Linked DNA regions of Homo sapiens: region 1 is linked to region 2. A link is a loop called in an ENCODE intact Hi-C map of the cell type or tissue named here. Cell type or tissue: PC-9. All regions are shown on one strand. Each heading gives the region's core, and the rest is flanking DNA. Links, peaks and the distances in the headings are about the cores only.

What was found. Hi-C counts contacts between places; a loop is a spot of excess contacts. Peaks named below come from ENCODE experiments on the same cell type or tissue, not always from the same donor. Only the 100,000 strongest peaks of a DNase experiment are listed, where the experiment ranks them.
Region 1: it touches region 2 in a loop (4-fold over the local background); 6 of 110 quality-filtered maps call a loop at or near these places.

Annotation. Positions count from the first base shown.
Region 1 is chr22:40,706,714-40,716,507 of GRCh38, reverse strand. No RefSeq gene overlaps it. Among named protein-coding and RNA genes, the nearest start is that of MCHR1, 32 kb to the right of the region's middle. RefSeq lists silencers at 367-533, 4,676-4,795 and enhancers at 1,355-2,229, 2,230-3,105, 4,069-4,585, 4,609-4,903. In PC-9, for the core only: no CTCF peak of the experiment used is centred there; DNase peaks (open chromatin) are centred at 1,807, 2,477 and 4,767; H3K27ac peaks cover 1,980 bases.
Region 2 is chr22:40,646,849-40,656,642 of GRCh38, reverse strand. LOC124905122 (a long non-coding RNA gene) reads right to left here and starts at 4,795. Exons shown (of 2, transcript XR_007068108.1): 1 at 4,673-4,795; 2 at 1,872-3,964. RefSeq lists a cis regulatory region at 1,687-2,061 and enhancers at 4,244-4,343, 3,825-5,024. In PC-9, for the core only: no CTCF peak of the experiment used is centred there; DNase peaks (open chromatin) are centred at 3,772, 4,452 and 4,822; H3K4me3 peaks cover 2,320 bases; H3K27ac peaks cover 2,900 bases.

The sequences.
Region 1 (9,794 bases), core at 570-8,569, 60 kb before region 2:
CCCGACCTCAGGTGATCCGCCTGCCTTGGACTCCCAAAGTGCTGGGATTACAGGCGTGAGCCATCGCGCCCAGCTCCTACCAGTGTTTTCTGTCGCAGACCTGTGTCTTTCCTTCAGGGCTCTTACCACCAGCTGTACATATTGCTCATTTGTCTGTCCGCCAGTTTAATGACTGTCTTCCCATAAAATGTGAGATCTGGGAGGGAGAGAACCATCCTGCCTCTCTTGCCCTTGTATCTGCAGTCCTTAGCACTGTGCCTCGTACATAGTAAGTTAATACTCAGTAAATATCTGCTGAATTAATGCTGACTTTCTATAGATCAGGCATAGTAATTTCATCTCCTTATCTTTATTGGCTTGTCAAAATTAATTATATATTTTTAAAAAGCTCTCCATACTTTGGGAGGCCTAGACGGGCGGATCACTTGAGGCCAGGAGTTGAAGACCAGCCTGGCCAACATTGTGAGACCCCCGTCTCTACTAAAAATACAAAAATTAGCCGGGTGTGGTGGCCGGCGCCTGTAGTCCCAGCTACTGGAGAGCTGAGTCACAAGAATTGCCTGAACCCAGGAAGCAGAGGTTACAGTGAGCCGAGATCCTGCCACTGCACTCCAGCCTAGGCGAAAGAGTGAAACTCTGTATCCAAAAAAAAAAAAAAAAAAAGCTCCTTAGAAGGGAAAAAAATGAAAAGTAACATATTTTCCCCCTTTAATGCCCCTCAACTGCAAAGGTAAGCACTGACAACAGCTTATTTTGTCTCCTCACAAACTTGTTTTAGCCCTTTTTAAAAAACACACACACACAAATGCAATAAGTATAATTCCATTCTGCAACTTGACTTTTTTTATGTGGTAAAGAACATACAACATAAAAGTTACCATCTTAATTTTTTTTTTTTTTTTGATACAGAGTCCCGCTCTGTCCCAGGCTAGAGTGCAGTAGTGCGATCTCGGCTCACTGCAACCTCCACCTCCACCTCCCGGGTTCAAACGATTCTCCTGCCTCAGCCTCCCAAGTAGCTGGGACTACAGGTGCCCGCCATCACACCCAGCCAATTTTTGTATTTTTAGTAGAGAAGGGGTTTCACCATGTTGGCCAGGATGGTCTTGATCTCCTGACCTCGTGATCCTCCCGCCTCAGCCTCCCAAAGTGCTGGGATTACAGGCGTGAGCCACTGCATCTGGCCTTAATCATTTTTAAGTTTAGAATTCAGTAGTTATAGTCACATTGTTGTACAACCAATTTCCAGAATTTTTTCATCTTGCAAAGCTGAAACTCTATACCCATTAAACAACCCCATTCCTCCCTGCCCCGAGCCCCTGGCAACCACCCTTCCCCTTTCTGTTTCTATGAGTTTGAACAACTTGCTTTTTTTAACTTAACAGTACATCTTTCCATATGGGTACATAAGCTCTAGCTCATTATTCCTTCAGCTGTCTGGTGGCTTAGCTGATATTTAACCCATCTCCCATCAGTGATGTGAAGGTCGTTTCCAGCTTTTTGCTGTTATTATACAAAAATGCTGTCATGCCGGGGTTAAGCCCCAGAACCGTGAGATCAAAGGGTATGCACTTGTATTGGGCCAAATTGCTGCTCAAAGAAGTTGTACCAGTCAACGCTCCCACCCACAGAGGAGGAGGGGCTCTTCATTCTGCACGGCGATCAGGTTCTTCCAAGTGTAAACCAACAAGTAAATATTGTGTCATCCCAGGGACAAGCAGGACCAAGCCTTGAAAGGAGAGGTCAGACTCCCCTCTGTGTTGATTTCCCCAGGAGAAGCTCGGGAAATGAGCCGGCCGAAGACGAGGGAATCAGTGCAGTGAGATGTACAGAAGGAAGTCTAATTCAAAAGCCACATAATGAGTGGACTTGGAAGAAGCTCGTTGCTGTGGCAACCTGATCCCCCTGCTGCCAAGAACGGGTTTTCTTCTTTCTTCTGCACCTGGCAGGAGCTCCTTTTCCTCCACATTACTTGAGAAAGAAAGACAGACTTTGGCATTCTTTTACTGAGGTCAGTGCACTGTTTCTGTCAGTGGCCAGCCATCACTGAGAGAGCACGTACCCCCGACAGGTGCGGACCTGGCCGAGCCCTGTCCCGTGGTGGGTGGACAGAATGCACCCAGTGTCTGGACTATAACACTGATGTCATGGGCCATACCAACTTGGGCTGCCTTTTCTGATACTCCCCAGAGGTGCCGGGCAGGCTAAGCCCCCATGGAGACTGCTCTGTTTCCTTTACAAGAAAAGCTTTTCTAGATTTTTGTTTAAGAATGCCAAAGTTCTGGCCAGGTGCGGTGGCTCATGCCTGTCATTCCAGAATTTCAAGAGGCAGAGGTGGGAGGATCGCTTGAGGCCAGGAGTTCAAGACCAGCCTGAGCAACATAATAAGGCCATGTCTGTACAAAAAAAAAAAAAAAAAAAAAAAAACACCAAAGTTCAAGGGCCCAGTGAGCTTGCTTGAGCAAGACTCTTAAACCTGCTCAGGTTTTAAGTTACTTCGCCTGGCTTCTTCCAGGGCATTTAACCTTGAAAATGCTGATTGAGGTGGGGCTTGGTGGCTCACGCCTGTAATCCCAGCACTTTGGGAGGCCGAGGCGGGCGGATCACCTGAGGTCAGGAGTTTGAGACCAGCCTGGCCAGCATGGTAAAACCCTGTCTCTACTAAAAATACAGAAATTAGCTGGGCTTTGGCAGGTGCCTGTAATCCCAGCTACTTAAGAGGCTGAGGCAGGAGAATCACTTGAACCTGGGAGGCAGAGGTTGCAGTGAGCCGAGATCGCGCCATTGACTCCAGTCTGCGCGACAAGAGCAAGACTCCATCTCAAAAAAAAAGAAAAAGAAAAAGAAAATGCCGATCGGAATAGAGCTGCAGGAGGGATGACAGATGGGTAGGTAGAGTTAAATTCAGTTCTTTTCACCTGTTCTCTGTATCGGGCTCTGTGGTAGGCACACAATTTACATTCCCCTTCATGTAATGCTTTTCACGGCTTAGTAAGGTGGAAATTGTTATCCCATTTTTATAAGAATGAAATCTAAGGCTCCACAAGCTTAAGTGTTTTGCCTAAGATCTCAGTGCAGGAATATGAACCCAGGTCCACCTCATCTCAAGGTGGTGTCCCTTCACCACTACCTTCCACAGTGAGGTTGTTCGGTCAAGCAAACCAGGCAGGAGAGGGATCGTCTCTTCTCTTGAGATGATGGCGGCCAATCATTAAATCTCCCCCTAAGCAAGGAAGTCTTTAGGGACTTGACCTCCAGCCTCACCTGAAGGTTCCCTTGTCCTCAGAAGTCCCATCTCTCTCCTTCAATCAGGTAGTGGGATATAGCAGGGAAAGCATAGTGCGGAGCCAGATAGACCCAGGTTCAAATCCATGCGCCCTGTGGACTCCCTGATTTCGTCCTTGCTATAGAATTGAGGGAAAACAGCGACTCTGTTGTTTTGTGTTTTGTTCTTGTAAAGACAGGGTCTCACTATGTTGCCGAGGCTAGTCTTGAACTCCTGGGCTCAAGAGATCCTCCCACCTCAGCCTCCCAAAGAGCTGGGATTACAGGCATGAGCCACCATGCCCAGCCCTAGTTTTGTTTGAAGAATGCTGAGGACTGCCAGGGGTGGTGGCTCACGCCTATAATCCCAGCACTTTGGGAGACTGAGGTGGGTGGAACTCCTTGAGCCCAGGAGTTCGAGGACAGCCTGGGCAACATGGCAAGACCACATCTCTACAAAAAAATAAACAAAATTAGCCAGACATGGTGGCACATGCCTGTGGTCCTGGCTACTCAGGAGGCCGAGGTGGGAGGATCACTTGAGCCGGGGAGGTAGTAAGCCATGATGACGAACTGTACTCCAATCCAGCCTGGGCAACAGAGCAAGACCCTGTCTCAAAAAAAAAAAAAAAAAGAAAAAGAAAAAAAGAGAGAATGCCAAACGCCGAGGGCCGTGGGGAGGACTAAGTGAACCGAGGAGAAGGATCCTTGACTTTTGTATTAAACTCAACCAGCCCAGGCCAGGCGCAGTGGCTCATACCTGTAATTCTCACACTTTGGGAGGCCGGGGTGTAAGGATCACTTGAGGTCAGGAGTTCGAGACCAGCCTGGCTAATGTGATGAAATCCCATCTCTACTAAAAGTACAAAAAAATTACCCGAGTATGGCGGCCAACTCCTGTAACTGTAGCTACTCGGGAGGCTGAGGCAAGAGAATCACTTGAACCTGGGAGGCAGAGATTGCAGTGAGCAGAGATCGTGCCACTGCACTCCAGCCTGGGTGATAGAGCAAGACTTTGTCTCAAAAAAAAAAAAAAAAACCTCAAACAGCCCGTCTCTACCCAGCAGCTTAGGAGACTTTTCTCCTTCTGAGCTCTCTTTTCTGGGTTCTCCCACAAAAAGCTTCCTTCTGTCGCCCCCAGGGTATATAAAGATATTTACTTGTACCCTTGAATTTGATTTCTCTACATCCCATCCTAGAGGCAACTGTGCCTGTAGCCATCCCTGGGGGAATCTTGCCCCACGCACACATTTACTCTGCACCTTCCGGACCCCATACCCCTTTTCTATGTGCCTGTTGCCTCCGGCCAGGCCTCGGAAATCTTGCCCTGTTCTCCCCAGGCTTCGTAGCATGGCCTGACTGACAGTGGCATGTGTAGCAGGATCGCAGATTAATATACAAGGAAAGGCGCACGGAGAGACGATGTTTCTCTCTTTCCTGCAGCTGATCTGCTGAGCCATGAGCCCCTCCGGGGAAGTGGAAAGAAACTGTCATCACTGCACTGCAGCTTATCTCGGTTTAGATAGCCTCTCGATGACTCATGTCTCTGTAAATACTTGGTTTTTTTGTTCTGTTTTGTTTGAGATGGAGTCTCGCTCTGTCACCCAGGCTACAGTGCAGTAGTACGATCATAGCTCACTGTGACCTCAGTATCCTGGGTTCAAGTGATCCTCCTGCCTCAGCCTCCCAAGTAGCTGGGACCACAGCCACACGCCACACGCCACCACATTCAGCTAATTTTTTTTTCACATTCAGCTAATTAAAAAAAATTTTTTTTGGAGGCTGGGTGTGGTGGCTCATGCCTGTAATCCCAGCACTTTGGGAGGCCGAGGTGGGTGGATCACCTGAGGTCAGCAGTTCAAGACTAGCCTGGCTAATCTGGTGAAACCCCATCTCTACTAAAAATAAAAAATTAGCCGGGCGTGGTGGCGCATGCCTGTAATCCTAGCTACCCAGGAGGCTGAGGCAGGAGAATTGCTTGAACCCAGAAGGCGAAGGTTACAGTGAGCCAAGATTGCCCCATTACACTCCAGCCTGGGCAATAAGAGCAAAACTCTGTCTAAAAAAAAAAAAAAAAATTTGTTTGTAGGGGTTGGCTCTCACTATGTTGTCCAGGCTGGTCTTGAACTCCTGAGCTCAAGCGATCCTTCTGCCTCAGCCTCCTAAAGTGCTGGCATTACAGGCGTGAGCCACTGTGCCCAGCCCCCATGTGGGCCTTTTGGAGTGCCCTGCTGACACTCCCTGCCCGGTGAGTCCTCATGGCTGAGTTCCTGTTGTGAGGTCTGCACATATACTGGTCTCTTTTTCCTGCCCTGACACTCTGGGAATCTCAAGGCCCTTCAGCTCTTGCAAGTCCCCTGGTCAGATCCTGGAGGGATTTCAGGATGCCCTGTGGCCGTGGGGAGCCAAGTGTGGGGCCCAGGCTCACCTGTGCAGTCATTTCCCAGCTCATTGTTACTTCCTGTCCTCTTGATTGCTGGACACAGTGTCCAGACCACTATGGGATACTTCCTAGGGCTCCAAATAAAACAGAGGAGGCTGGGCGCGATGGCTCACGCCTGTAATTCTGGCACTTTGGGCAGCCGAGGCAGACAGATCACAAAGTCAGGAGATGGAGACCATCCTGGACAACATGGTGAAACCCCGTCTCTACTAAAAATACAAAAAATTACTGGGTGTGGTGGCGGGTGCCTGTAATCCCAGCTACTTGGGAGGTTGAGGCAGGAGAATTGATTGAACCAAGGAGTCGGAGGTTGCAGTGAGCCAAGATCATGCCACTGCACTCCAGCCTGGTGACAGAGCAAGACTCCATCTCCAAAAAAAAAAAAAAAAAAAAAAAAAGACAGAGGGCTGAGGATCCTGTGCCTTTAGCTGTCCCTCAACCCTTCCAACACGCACCTCCCTCAACCCCTGCCTCTGGCCTGGAGGAGGAGCTTAAGAAGCAGTAGTAGGACGGCCTGTGTCCCTTGCCTCTGCTTCCTTTTGCAGCCATCCTGGGGCCACAGCCACTGCATCACATCTGGATTCCTTCCACCCCAGGCACACACAGCAAAACTCAGTGATCTAGTCCAACAGGCCTAGCTCTTGATATGTTAACACGTGCCTAAATTGTTTAGAAAATCCTTTTCTCTCTTGGCAAAGACTGGCTTTCAAAGCTATTACTTTGCCTTACACAGAGGAATATTTTTTTGGATGTCCACAGCTGCGTATTGGCTTTCTATTTCTCTTTGCAATCCTAATCGTCTCTGAGGCAAACAGATGCCTCTGGCAGAAGGGGAAGGAGGTCACACAAAAGGGAGTGCAAAAGAGGAAAGCACGATAATATCATGCACTAGCTCATTCTCCCCAGGCCCTGTGCTTATGACTTGGCAGTGTTTAAGGTTCCTACCAGCCCTGACATCCTGTGAATCTGTGAATCCTATCCTTTCAAGCCTATCAACATAAGAACCCTTTTTTCATTAGCAGTGTGCTTTTTGTTTGTTTGCTTGCTTGTTTTTGTTTGTTTGTTTTGGTCTGGTTGGTTTTTTTGTTTTTTGGGTTTTTTTTTTTTTTTTGAGACGGAGTCTCACTCTGTCACCCAGGCTGGAGTGCAGGGGCGTGATCATGGCTCACTGCAGCCTTGACCTCCCAGGCTCAGGCGATCCTCCCACCTAAACCTCCCGAGTAGCTGGGACCACAGGCACCTGCCACCAGGCCCGGCTAATTTTTGTATTTTTAGTAGACACAGGGTTTCACCATGTTGGCCAGGCTGGTCTCAAACTCCTGGGCTCAAGCAATCCATTGGCCTCGGCTTCCCAGAGTGCTGGGATTACAAGCATGAGCCACCGTGCCCTGCTGTCTTTCAATTTTTATTAAAGGAGAAGGAGATTTGAGACACAGAGACATAGAAAGCGAGCCAGGTGAAGACTGAGGCAGAGACTGGAGTGGTGCCTGTGTGGGCCTCAGAGCCTCCAGAAGGGACCAACTTACCTGAGAACTTGATTTTGGATTTCTGGCCTCCAGAACTATGAGATAATACATTATTTCACAGTTTCTAACCTGCCAAGTTTGTGGTATTTTGTTATGGCAGCCTAGGAAACTAATACAGGGCACATTGGATTTAGAAATAAAGAGGTCATTGGTTGACTTTGGTGGGTTCTAAACCAGTAGGAGCAACTTTTCCAGGAAGCTTGACTATCAAGAGGAGGAGCGCTATGGCAGTAACTAAAGGAATGTTGCTTTAAGAAAAGATGTATATTGGTTCCAGCAGAGCTATTAAACAAACAAACAAACAAAAAACCCAAACAAACAAACAAAAACCCCCACCAAACTACAAATAAATAAATATTAAAAAAAAAAAAAAAGCTGAGGCGGGAGAATCTCTGGAATCCTGGAGGCGGCAGTTACAGTGAGCCAAGATTGTGCCACTGTACTCCAGCCTGGGCGACAGAGCAAGACTCCATCTCAAAAAAAAAAAAAAAAAAAAAAATCCAAGGACATCAGCTATAGGATTTAGGATGGACCTATATGACCTCAACGCAAGACCTTTAACTTAATTATATCTACAAAGACTCAATTTCCAAATAAGGTCACGGTCACAGGTGTCAGGGTCAAGACTTGGACGTATCTTTTGGGAGGACACTATTCATCCACCACAGATCCTTGCCAGGCCTCATCCTGACCTTTTTGCAGCATTTGACCCGCTGGGTCACTTGCTCGTGGAAACCATGTTTTCCATCAGCTTCCAGGATGCCACCGCTCCCCTGGCTTCCCTCCTGCCTCTCTGGATGATCCAACACAAGCTCCTCTGCTGATTCCTCTTCCCCAGCCAGCCCTGAACAGTGAAGGTTTCTAAGATTCTATCCTTAGCTTTCTTCCTCTTCTTTCTTTTCTCCTCCTCCTCACCCTTCTTCCTCCTCTTCCTCTTCCTCTTCTTCCTATTCTTCTTCTTCTTCTTTCATCTTCTTTCATCTTCTTTCTTCTTCTTCTCTTGGTTGGGCCATTGCATTCATTCCCATGGGCTTCAAGAAAGACACAAGGGAGTTATCCTGGATATGAGAGTCCATATTATTGGCCGGGCGTGGTGGCTCACGCCTGTAATCCCAGCACTTTGGGAGGCCGAGGCAGGCAGATAACAAGGTCAGGAGCTCGAGACCATCCTGACTAACACGGTGAAACCCCGTCTCTACTAAAAATACAAAAAATTAGCCGGGCGTGGTGATGGGTGCCTGTAGTCCCAGCTACTTAGGAGGCTGAGGCAGGAGAATGGTGTGAACCCGGGATGCAGAGCTTGCAGTGAGCCAAGATCGCGCCACTGCACTCCAGCCTGGGTGACAGAGCAAGACTCTGTCTCAAAAAATGAGAAAAGTCCATGTTATTGCAGATTTTAGGGCTAGAATGGGTCTTTGACAATGTAACCTGATGGCAATGGGTAAAGTGAAACTGCCTATGCAAAGATAATTCCAATGAGAGAAATCTAACATGGGTGACTCCATCTAGCCTCCAGCCTCACAGGTTGGCTCTCTTTGCTCATTTCTGGGCATAGGCCAAGCTAACCATGAGAGGAATTCAGTTTATAGTTTAACTTTGAAGCAAGGATGATAACAGTCCCTTTTAATTTGAGAGCTGAAACCACCTTTGTAAGACTAGTGAAAAGCCAAAAGATTAGGATTATGAGGGGAAGCTGAATTCTGTCAAAATGCAGGTGTAGTTTCTGTAATCCCTTACTGCTCAGGAGTCATGAGGCCAGAGGCCATAAGATTTGTGACTTCCCCAGTTGCTCCTATAGATAACATCACTCTTGTAGAACCTAAGATTGGCCTTTTGAGATGTTTTTCAGACTCGTGACCCATGACCATGACTGTGGCCCTACCAAGAGGTGGACTCAGTGCACAAGGACCATTTTCCACGCCCCTACAATTGCATCCCTAACCAGTCAGCAGCACCCATTCCCTAGTCCCTGCCAGCCAAACTATCCTTGAAAAATCTGAACCACTGATCCTTCAGGGAGACTGATTTGAGTGATAACCCCAGTTCTCCTGTATAACCAGCCTTGTGTTAATTAAACTCTTGCTTTACTGCAATACCACAGTTCAAAAAAATTAATTTGGTCTGTGCAGCAGACGGGAAGCACCCATTGGGCAATTACAAAAGGTCAGAAAAGTGACAAAAGGAATACAATATTTTAAGTCCAGGCACAGTTGCTCAGGCCTGTAATCCCAGCACTTTGGGAGGCTGAGGCAGGATCACCTGATGTTAGGAGTTTGAGACCAGCCTGGCCAACATGGTGAAATCTGTCTCTACTAAAAATACAAAAATTAGCTGGGCATGGTGGCATGCTCCTGTAATCCCAGCTACTTGGGAGGCTGAGGCAGGGGAGTCACTTAAACATGGGAGGTGGAGGTTACAGTGAGCCAAGATCATGACACCGCACTCCAGCCTGCGTGATACAGTGAGATTCCATCTCAAAAAAAAAAAAAAAAAAAAAAAGAGGAATACAATATTTTAAGAAGATTTCTCCAGTCTTGGTGTTTGAGATGGACTGGATTGGT
Region 2 (9,794 bases), core at 1,047-9,046:
GAGCAAAACTCCATCTCAAAAAAAGTAAATAAATAAAAATATCTCAAAATGGATCACAGACCTAATTGTAAGAACGAAAACTATAAAACTCTTAGAAGAAAGTGCAGCAGTAAACCTTGGGTAAGGCAAAGACTTCTTAGATTGACACCAAAAGCACAAGCAAGAGTAGAAAAAATAATAGATAAATTAGACTTAATAATGATTTTAAAATTTTATGGGTTTTTTCCCCTTTTTTTCTTTTTTTTTTTTCTGAGACAGGGTCTCATTCTTTTGGTCAGACTAGGGTGCAGTGGTGCGATCACAACTCACTGCAGTTTCAACCTGCCGGACTCAAGGCTGCAGTGATCCTTCAGCCTTGACTTCCTGAGTACCTGGGACTACAGGCATGCACCACCACACCCAGCTAATTTTTAAAATTTTGTAGAGATGGAGGTCTTGCTATGTTGCCCAATCTGGCCTCAAGCAATCCTCCCACCTGGGCCTCCCAAAGTGCTGGGATTACAGGCATGAGCTACTGCTTCCTACCAACTTGTGTGCTTTAAAGGACACCATCAAGAGAGTGTAAACAGCTGGGTGCGGTGGCTCACGCCTGTAATCCCAACACTTTAGGAGGATGAGGTGGGAGGATGTATTAGTCCATTCTCATTCTGTTATGAAGAAATACCTGAGACTGGGTAATTTATAAAGGAAAGAGGTTTCATTGACTCACAGCGATCCTCTCATCTCAGCCTTCCAAGTAGCTGGGACTACGGGTGCACATCACCATGAATTGTCCATTTTAAAACGATGTATTTTTATTGTATGTGAATTATATTTCAACAAATGTGGTGTTTTGTCTTTTGGGTGTTTTTTTTTTTTTTGAGACAGGGTCTCACTCTGTTTCCCAGGCCACAGTACAGTGGTATAATCAGCTCACTGCAGCCTTGAACTCTTGGAAGCAAGAGATCCACCCACCCCAGCCTCCAGAGTAGCTAGGACTACAGGTGTACACTACCAAACCTGGCTAATTTTTTTTTTGTAAAAGAAACACAAAGTCTTGCTGTGTTGCCTGGGCTGCACAGCTTGGGCTGGTCTCAAACTCCCGGACTCCAGTGATCCTTCCGCTTCGGCCTCCCAAAGTGCTGGGATTACAGGCATGTGCCACTATGCCCAGCCAACAAATCTGTGTTTTGTTTTTGTGAGATGGGGTCTCACTCTGTCACTCAGGTTGGAGTGCAGTGGCGCAATCTCAGCTCATTCCAACCTCCACCTCCCAGGCTCAAGTGATCCTCCCACTTCAGCCTTCCCAGTGGCTGGAACCACAGGTATGCACCACAAGGCCCGGCTAACTTTTTGTATTTTTTGCTAGAGATAGGGTTTTGTCCAGGTTGGTCTCGAACTCCTGAGCTCAGGCAATTCACCTGCCTCAGCCTCCCAAAGTGCTGGGATTACAGGCATGAGCCACCGTACCCAGCCAGCAAATCTGTTTTTAAAAGGTATGGGGGAGGAGGGCTGTGGACAGAGGAAGCACTTAGAAATGCAGTCTCCACTCCGGTCCCTGGGGCAAATGGCCGACTCTGGACATTAGTTTCCTACTCCTTGTCTCTTTTCACTCTGCTTCCTGGAAGCGACATCCAGTTACACCTTGCTGCTGACCATTTGGCAGGCCACTGGGAACTACGTTGAACATGCTTTGCAGAGAGGTGCTTCCTGGGGACACCCTCTGAACTGCAGTGTGAAGATGGGTTTCAGCAGGTTTTGCTGACATCGGAATCAGTAACTTGGATGAGTGCACTCCTTGGCTCTTCCACTGACTTGCTGTGTCATGCAGTAAGTCCCCTGATCTGCTCGGTGCCAAATGGTAATTGGAGTAAAATGAGCCTGCCTTGGGATACTCTTTGCCGTGGGTTTTATTTTTTTGAGACAACCTTATAGTAACTAACATTTGTACAGCCTTTTACACACGTGCCTTATCTCAGCTGATCCTGTGAGGCAGATATGATCCCTAGTGACAGATGTGGGGACTGCGGAGCAGAGAGTTGGGCAGCTTTCCCAGAACAATCCAGCCGGCACGGTGCAGCCAGGCCCCAAGCCCAGGCCTTCCACTCTTCTGACTCCAAATTCTGTGCTCATTCCTCTCCACAGGGCTCCCTTGTGATGAGACTTTCTTCCTATCCTACTTCCAAAATGCTGATGTTACTGAGCTCTGAGTTACTATATAACTCTTATCTTAAAAAAAGGAAAACAAAACCAAAATGCCAACGTCAAGGAAATCGCCACACTTCAGTTGGTCTCAACCCTTGTATTTTTAGCCCTTAGAGACAGCCCCTCTGTGGCCTACCCTCTTCGGCCTTTTGCCCAGTGGTGGTCAGTCCCTTCCCACTTCAGTTCTGCAGCATCTGGGTCCTGATTTCACGCACAACTGTTTGCAGAAAAAACTGAGGTGGGGTGAAAGGAAAATCCGGTTCTTTTAGAACTCCTGTTTTTGTTGAGCACACGTGACCCTTCAGGGTCAGGCCTCTTCTCTCACCACCACCTCCTGCTTCCCCCCATACCCCGTGTTACCCTTAAACATCTTAGGGTTTCCAGAAAGGGCTGTGTGCTCCTGTAACTTCTGCACATGTCGACCCCTCGGGCCATTTTTTTTTTTTTTTAAGACAGAGTCTCATGCTGTCGTGCAGGCGGGAGTGCAGTGGTACAATCTTGGCTCACTGCAACCTCTGCCTCCTGGGTTCAAGCAATTCTCCTGCCTCAGCCTCCCGAGTAGCTGGGACTACAGGCACGCACCACCATGCCCCAGCTAATTTTTATATTTTTAGGAGAGACGGGGTTTCACCATGTTGTCCAGGCTGGTCTCAAACTCCTGACCTCATGATCCACCCGCCTCGGCCTCCCAAAGTGCTGGGATTACAGGCGTGAGCCACTGCGCCCGGCCCCCCTCGGACCTTTCTTCTCTTGGCCGCCTCCTCAGCTGTTCTTCACAATGCAGCAGAATGACCTTCTGGAAGCTCCCTGCCCTCGGCTCCCTACTCTCTGCTCCCTACCCTGTCCTCCATCAAACAGCTAGTGTGGCCATACTGCAGCAGATGCTGCTGGTGCCTCCCCAGGTCGCTTTACCAGGCTGCTCACCGGTCCTCCAGCTGCTGCAAGTCTTGGGTCTACAGACTCGCAGCTGCCCCCCACCTGTCCCCTTATGTGGAGGGGCCCTTGGCTGACAAGCACCCACCACCTCACCTATCAGCCCCATCCAAAGCCTGAAAGGAGGCAGACAAGGCCATTCTCTTTGCCTCTAAGGGGGCCACTCTGCTTGGAGCCCACTCCTCTAACCCAGGCCAAGGCTAGACCTGAGCCCAGCTCAGCAATTTCTCCTTCAATACCTGCTTTCCTTCCCCCTTCCCCCTTCTCCCCTGCCCTCCCCCTCTTTTCTTTTTTTGAGGGGGAGTTTTGCTCTTGTCACCCAGGCTGGAGTGCAGTGGCCAATCTCAGCTCATTGCAACCTCTGCCTCCCGGGTTCAAGTGCTTCTCCTCCCTCAGCCTCCCGAGTAGCTGGGATTACAGGCACCTACTGCCACGCCTGGCTAATTTTTGCATTTTTAGAAGAGGCAGGGTTTCACCATGTTGACCAAGCTGATCTCGAACACCTGACCTCAGGTGATCCGCCCACCTTGGTCTCCCAAAGTGCTGGGATTACAGGCGTGAGCCACCGCACCCAGCCCTTACAGGCATCTTCCTTCAACAAACCTCAATAACCAGACCCCTGCTTCGGGCTAAGGCGCTAGCACATTCCATGGTGATTAACCATTTTTCTTATTGTCTCCAGACTAGACTCTGAGCACCCGGAAGGCAGGAAGGTTGCCCACACCTCCCAGGTGGGGGCCTGGCACAGAGCAGGTTCTCCGCGTTGAACTCTCAAGCTTCCGGGTGGTTCTGCACAGCTCCCCTTGCCTTTCTTTCTCTACCACCATTTCTTCTCCTCTCCTCTCCCCTAGAAGGGCAGAGATCCGTTTGTCAAGGCTAAGTTTGGGGTGCGGTGGGAAGGGCAGGAGGTAGAGCTGGCCAACCTTCCAATCCCCGGCCCTCCTGCCCGACCCCACCAACCCCGTCCTGCCTCATGGAACTTAGGTTTGAAACACAGGGACGAACCGGAGGATGGCCTGCCAGCCGCAGGGCAGGCCACAGCGGAGCCCTGGGGCGCTCCCCGGTGCTGGGGTGTGGGGAGGTGGCAGCTGTGTGCCCCATCCCGGGAACAGGCTGCACGGGCCCGCGTGCAGAGAGCCCACCCCGGGACCAGGCTGCACGGGCCCGCAGACAGCATCACAGCCTGGGCTGGCAGCCTTTTCCAAGGGCTGCTCTTGACTTCCGCCTCCCTCTCCCGTCACTTCATCAACACTCTAGGAACCATGGTGAGCCCACGCTTCTTCATTCATTCCCGCCCACTCACAGCACAAGCCCACGTCACAGGAGGCATGACTCGCCTCAGAGGCTGATTAGCTTTCCAGGCAGCATCCAGCTCACGCAGGCGCTGAGTCAGTGCCGCCGAAGCCTGGCCAGGAGGGAGGTGACTCAAGCCCGAAACTGTGGGTCTCCTCCCCTCCAGCCCTGCCAAGCAGCCAGCGGCCGGGAGAAGCCACCAGGGGCCAGGCCCTGGGCTAATGCTCTGGGTGCTAAGCCCTCCTAAGTCCCCACACCCCACCTGTAAGGCACGTATGTGGTGCCAGCTGCCCCGCAGTCTCTCTCCCCATTTCCCGGGTGAAGACCCAACAACCCCCGGGCTTCCAGCCGGGCTCCACAGCATGGGGCGGAGGCAGTAGTAACTGACCCGGATGTGGCCATGTTGATTGGCTCAGGGCTGGGCATGTGATCTGTTGGAGCCAATGAGAGGCATTGAGACTCAGGCTAAAATATCTGGGACAAAGCCTCTCATCGTTTTTTTCACTGGACTCAAAACTCCAGGGGTGCTAGAGCTGGAGCTGGAGCTGCTGGCTCCAGCTTGCCAGCATGTGAAACCTGCCACTGACACCAACCCTGCGGAAAAGAAAGAGAAATGGCAGGAAACTGAGTCCTGGTTATATTCTGGAGTCCTGAATCCAGCCATACCTGAAACTGTTATACTACAGGGACTTTTGGAATTTCCTGGCTTAATGCAGTCCTTTTGCTTAAGTTAGTCTGTTTCCTGTCACTTGCAGTTGTAAGAATTCTAATCAGTACCAGCATTTGCTACCACATTTAACTAATCCTAAAACATGATTTTTTTTCATTTTAATGGAATCATCATTGCTTGCAAATTTGATAAATTAAACATAGCTGTTCATATTGTCTTAACTTCAGCTGAGTTAGGTGCAGTGTTGGTGCTGCGTGTACTGAATTGAGGGCTATTTAAAATGTCTTCAAAAAATTATATAGTGACTCAGCATTTGGATAAAAAGTGATTATGTAGAGAGAAAGGCAAGGACACTGAGCTATAGGGAATGAGCTTAATATTAGTGAAACAACTTTTCTCTTTGGAGAAACAACTGCTCTTTCCTGACAAGGCAACATGCAAGTGCTTTGTAAAACCGAATACAGGAAGATACCCACAAGTAGAATTTGTGTTACATTTTGCTCCTGAGATATGGATAAAAAGATTGACTATGTATCATACACCAAGCAATGCAACTGAAGGCAGGAGAAATTGTGGAATCTCACAAAACAGGTGAGAGGAATACAAAGTAACAAGTTACTGTGACTAATTTGTGACTTTGTGCAGAGCTACCGTTAAGACACTGCACTGTTGGCCGGGCGCGGTGGCTCACGCTTGTAATCCCAGCACTTTGGGAGGCCGAGGCGGGCGGATCACGAGGTCAGGAGATCGAGACCATCCTGGCTAACACGGTGAAACCCCGTCTCTACTAAAAATACAAAAAATTGGCCGGGCGTGGTGGCGGGCGCCTGTAGTCCCAGCTACTTGGGAGGCTGGGGCGGAAGAGTGGTGTGAACCCGGGAAGCGGAGCTTGCAGTGAGCCGAGATTGCAACACTGCACTCCAGCCTGGGTGACAGCCCTTGCTGGACCCACAGAGAGCTGACCAGCCACAACTAAGCAGGGCATTGTAGCTAAGAGGCTGGACTATGGCACTGGATGGTCTGTGTTCCAATCACAGCTCTACCATTTACTGCCTGTTTGAGCTCAGCTAAATTACTTAACCTTAATCTATAACCATCAGAATGCATTATCACTCGCATTTTGCAAAAGTGCCCTTAAAGTCACCTGCACTGGGCGCAGTGGCTCACTCCTGTAATCCCAGCACTTTGGGAGGCTGAGGTGGGTGGATCACCTGAGGTCAGGAGTTCGAGACCAGCCTGGCCAACATGGTGAAATGCCGTCTGTAAAAATACAAAAATTAGCAAGGCATGGTGGCACACACCTGTAATCCCAGCTACTCAGGAGGCTGAAGCATGAGACTTGCTTGAACCCTGGAAGCAGAGGTTCCAGCGATCAGAGATGGCACCACTGCACTCCAGCCTGGGCAACAGAGTGAGAAGTGAGACTCTGCCTCAAAAAAAAAAAAAAAAAAAAAATCCCTTGCTCAAAGTCACAAGCTGACTTTGAACATTATGGACCTAATCATTACATCTCATCCATACTGGGTTCCTACTGGTCAAGAGGAGTGGAGAACTGGGGACATCTGTACATCCCTGCTCTGCTCCTAAGCACTCTGGCCTAGACTGGCTGAGCGGAGGTAGAATCAAGTGGTTACAATGGCCTGGCCTTCAATGATATTTGCTGTCACACTGTTTCAGTTCACTAGCTTGGGCCTAAAGAGAGATCCCCTGCTCCCCATAAATCTTTATGTCTACTGTTTGAGTAGTGCCAGTAGGTCATGCCTTGGGTTGTAGTTTTTCCTTCTCTAGGTATTTTATTTATTTATTTATTTATTTATTATTAAATAATTGGGGGGGAGGGGGGCTCAACTCCTCCCCAAAGTGGGTTTATCAAGGATTTTTTTTTTTTTTTTTTGAGACATGGTCTCACTCTGTCATCCAGGCTGGAGTGCAATGGAGCAGTCTCAGCTCACTGCAGCCTCTGCTTCCCAGGCTCAGGTGATCCTCTCACCTCAGCTACCCAAGTACCTAGGACCACAGGTGCGTGCCACCGTGCTCGGCTAATTTTTAAATTTTTTGTAGAGATCGTGTCTTGCTATGTTTCCCAGGCTGGTCTCAAACTCCTGGGTTCAAGAGATCCTCCCGCCTTGGGCTCCCAAAGTGCTAGGATTACAGGTATGAGCCACTGCACTGGGCCAAAGAATTTTTTTTTTTCTGAATAAATAAACAATGCTTCCTCTGAAGGGAGTTCCAGTGAACACAATTTTCTCCATCTCATTACAATGAGGTTTAGGCCACAGCTATAAGTTCTCTGTTGTCATTCTCTGTATTCACCCCAACACTCCGTAAAGTGTGGGACACACCACGGTGTGGGAAAATAGAGACCCAAGATGAGAAAGGAAAGCAAGTACCTCTGGCCTGGTGTTGTGGGAAGGAAGAAGCACACCTTGAGGGGACAGGCCAGGGGTCCAGGTACTGACCCACACCAAAGCACAGCGTGGTCCCAAGCAGCTGGGAGTGAGGGGACGCACGTAGACAGTGAAGACCCAGGATAGACGGGAAAGGAACTTCTACTTTTCTTTCCTTTTTTTTTTTTTTTTTTTTTTGAGACAGAGTCTTGCTCTGTCGCCCAGGCTAGAGTGCAATGGCGCGATCTCGGCTCATTGCAGCCTTCACCTCCCAGGGTTCAAGCGATTCTCCTGCCTCAGCCTCCAGAGTAGCTAGGATTACAGGCACACGCCACCATGCCTGGCTAATTTTTGTATTTTTAGTAGAGACGAAGTTTCACCATGTTGGCCAGGCTGGTCTCGAACTCCTCACCTCATGATCTGCCCACCTCAGCCACCCAGAGTACTGGGATTACAGACATAAGCCACCGCGCCCAGCTAGAACTTCCACTTTTTCACTGCATGTCAGTGACCGCTGAGCCCCGCAGCGGTGCAAGGGCAGGTGTTGACTTGCGATCTGTATGGTTACTCCTAATTTACAGGTGACGAGATTGAAACTCAGGGACACAGTCTATTTCCTAAGGTCACATGGCTCGGGGCAGAGCCAGGCTTTGAAACCACACCTGCTTTTCCACTGAGTTGCTCTGCCCCTCTTCTCTGTGAGTTTCTTGTAAGGTATTTGTTGTATGACTGCTATCATGAGGCACATTTTATTCACCTGTCGGGAGCTGGTACCATTAGTGTAATATAATCATTCAGTTTGACTCTCATCAGTGTTTTTGCTGCAGCTGCTGCTGCTTTTTCCACACTCTAGTTTTCCAAAACTCAGGTGCAGTGGGGTATTGAGTCTCCTTGTCCATCCAGGCAAGAAAAAAATAATCACTTCAGAATGAGTAGGTAGGAAGGCAGCACAAACAGACATGTAAAAAAATGACTTCACAGCCGGGCACGGTGGCTCACACCTGTAATCCCAGCACTTTGGAAGGCCAAGGCAGGTGGATCAACATGGTGAAACCCCGTCTCTACTAAAAATCCAAAAATTAGCCGAGCATGGTGGTGCATGCCTGTAATCCCAGCTACTCGGGAGGCTGAGGCAGGAGAATCGCTTGAACTGGGGAGGCAGAGGTTGTGGTGAGCCAAGATCGCACCACTGCACTCCAGCCTTGGTGACTCCATCTCCAAAAAAAAAAGAATGACTTCAGAATGCTGTTCTAATCAGGTAGCATTTTGGTAAGGAGAGAAATCAGTATAACTTGTTCCACCAACTCAAAGTGCAGAGTTCCACATAATTGCTGGAGTCTTTATCACCTCCCCACCCAACTTTGTGATTTGCCCCATATGCTAAGGACTTCAGGCGCTGCTCCATCCAGGGGTTTGAATCATATCATGGGGACTCTGCCCCTGTCTCTTCTATACCCTTCATTGCTCCTTGTTGTTATTTGGTTTCATTTTCAGATGAGATCCGGTGTGTTCAGGGTGATATGGCTGTAGACATGGCCTTCTTTTCTTTCTTTCTTTTTTTTTTTTTGAGAGGGAGTTTCACTCTTGGCACGATCTCGGCCCACTGCAACCTCTGCCTCCCGGGTTCAAGCAATTCTCCAGCCTCAGCCTCCCAAGTAGCTGGGATTACAGGTGCCTGCCACCATGCCTGGCTAATTTTTGTATTTTTAGTAGAGACGGGGTTTCACCATGTTGGCCAGTCTGGTCTGGAACTCCTGACCTCAGGTTATCCGCCGGCCTCGGCCTCTCAAAGTGCTGGGATTACAGGTGTGAGCCACCGCGCCTGGCCTGGGCCTTATTTTCAAATCTCTTCTTGCCTTCTGACAGCTAGATGGCCACCGGCAGCTCCAAGCCTACATTTGTTTTTTTTTGTTTTTTTTTTTTTTTGAGACTAAGTTTCGCTCTATTGCCCAGGCTGGAGTGCAAGTGGTGTGATCTCGGCTCACTGCAACCTCCGCCTCCGGGGTTCAAGTGATTCTCATGCCTCAGCCTCCAGAGTAGCTAGGATTACAGGCGCCCGCCACCACACCCATCTAATTTTTGTATTTGTAGTAGAGACAGGGTTTCACCATGTTGGCCAGGCTGGGATTACAGGCTTGAGCCACCGCGCCTGGCCTAATTTTGATTTTTTGAAATATTGTATTATTTTTCTTAATTGCTAAGTTTTTGGCATCCACTTAAATTTTGTGTCTGATTCTCCTCACCCTAGGCTATAACATCATGGCAAGCTTTTATTTAAGAAAAAAAAAATCTTTGCAAGTTTTTTTGTTGTTGTTGTTGTTATTTTT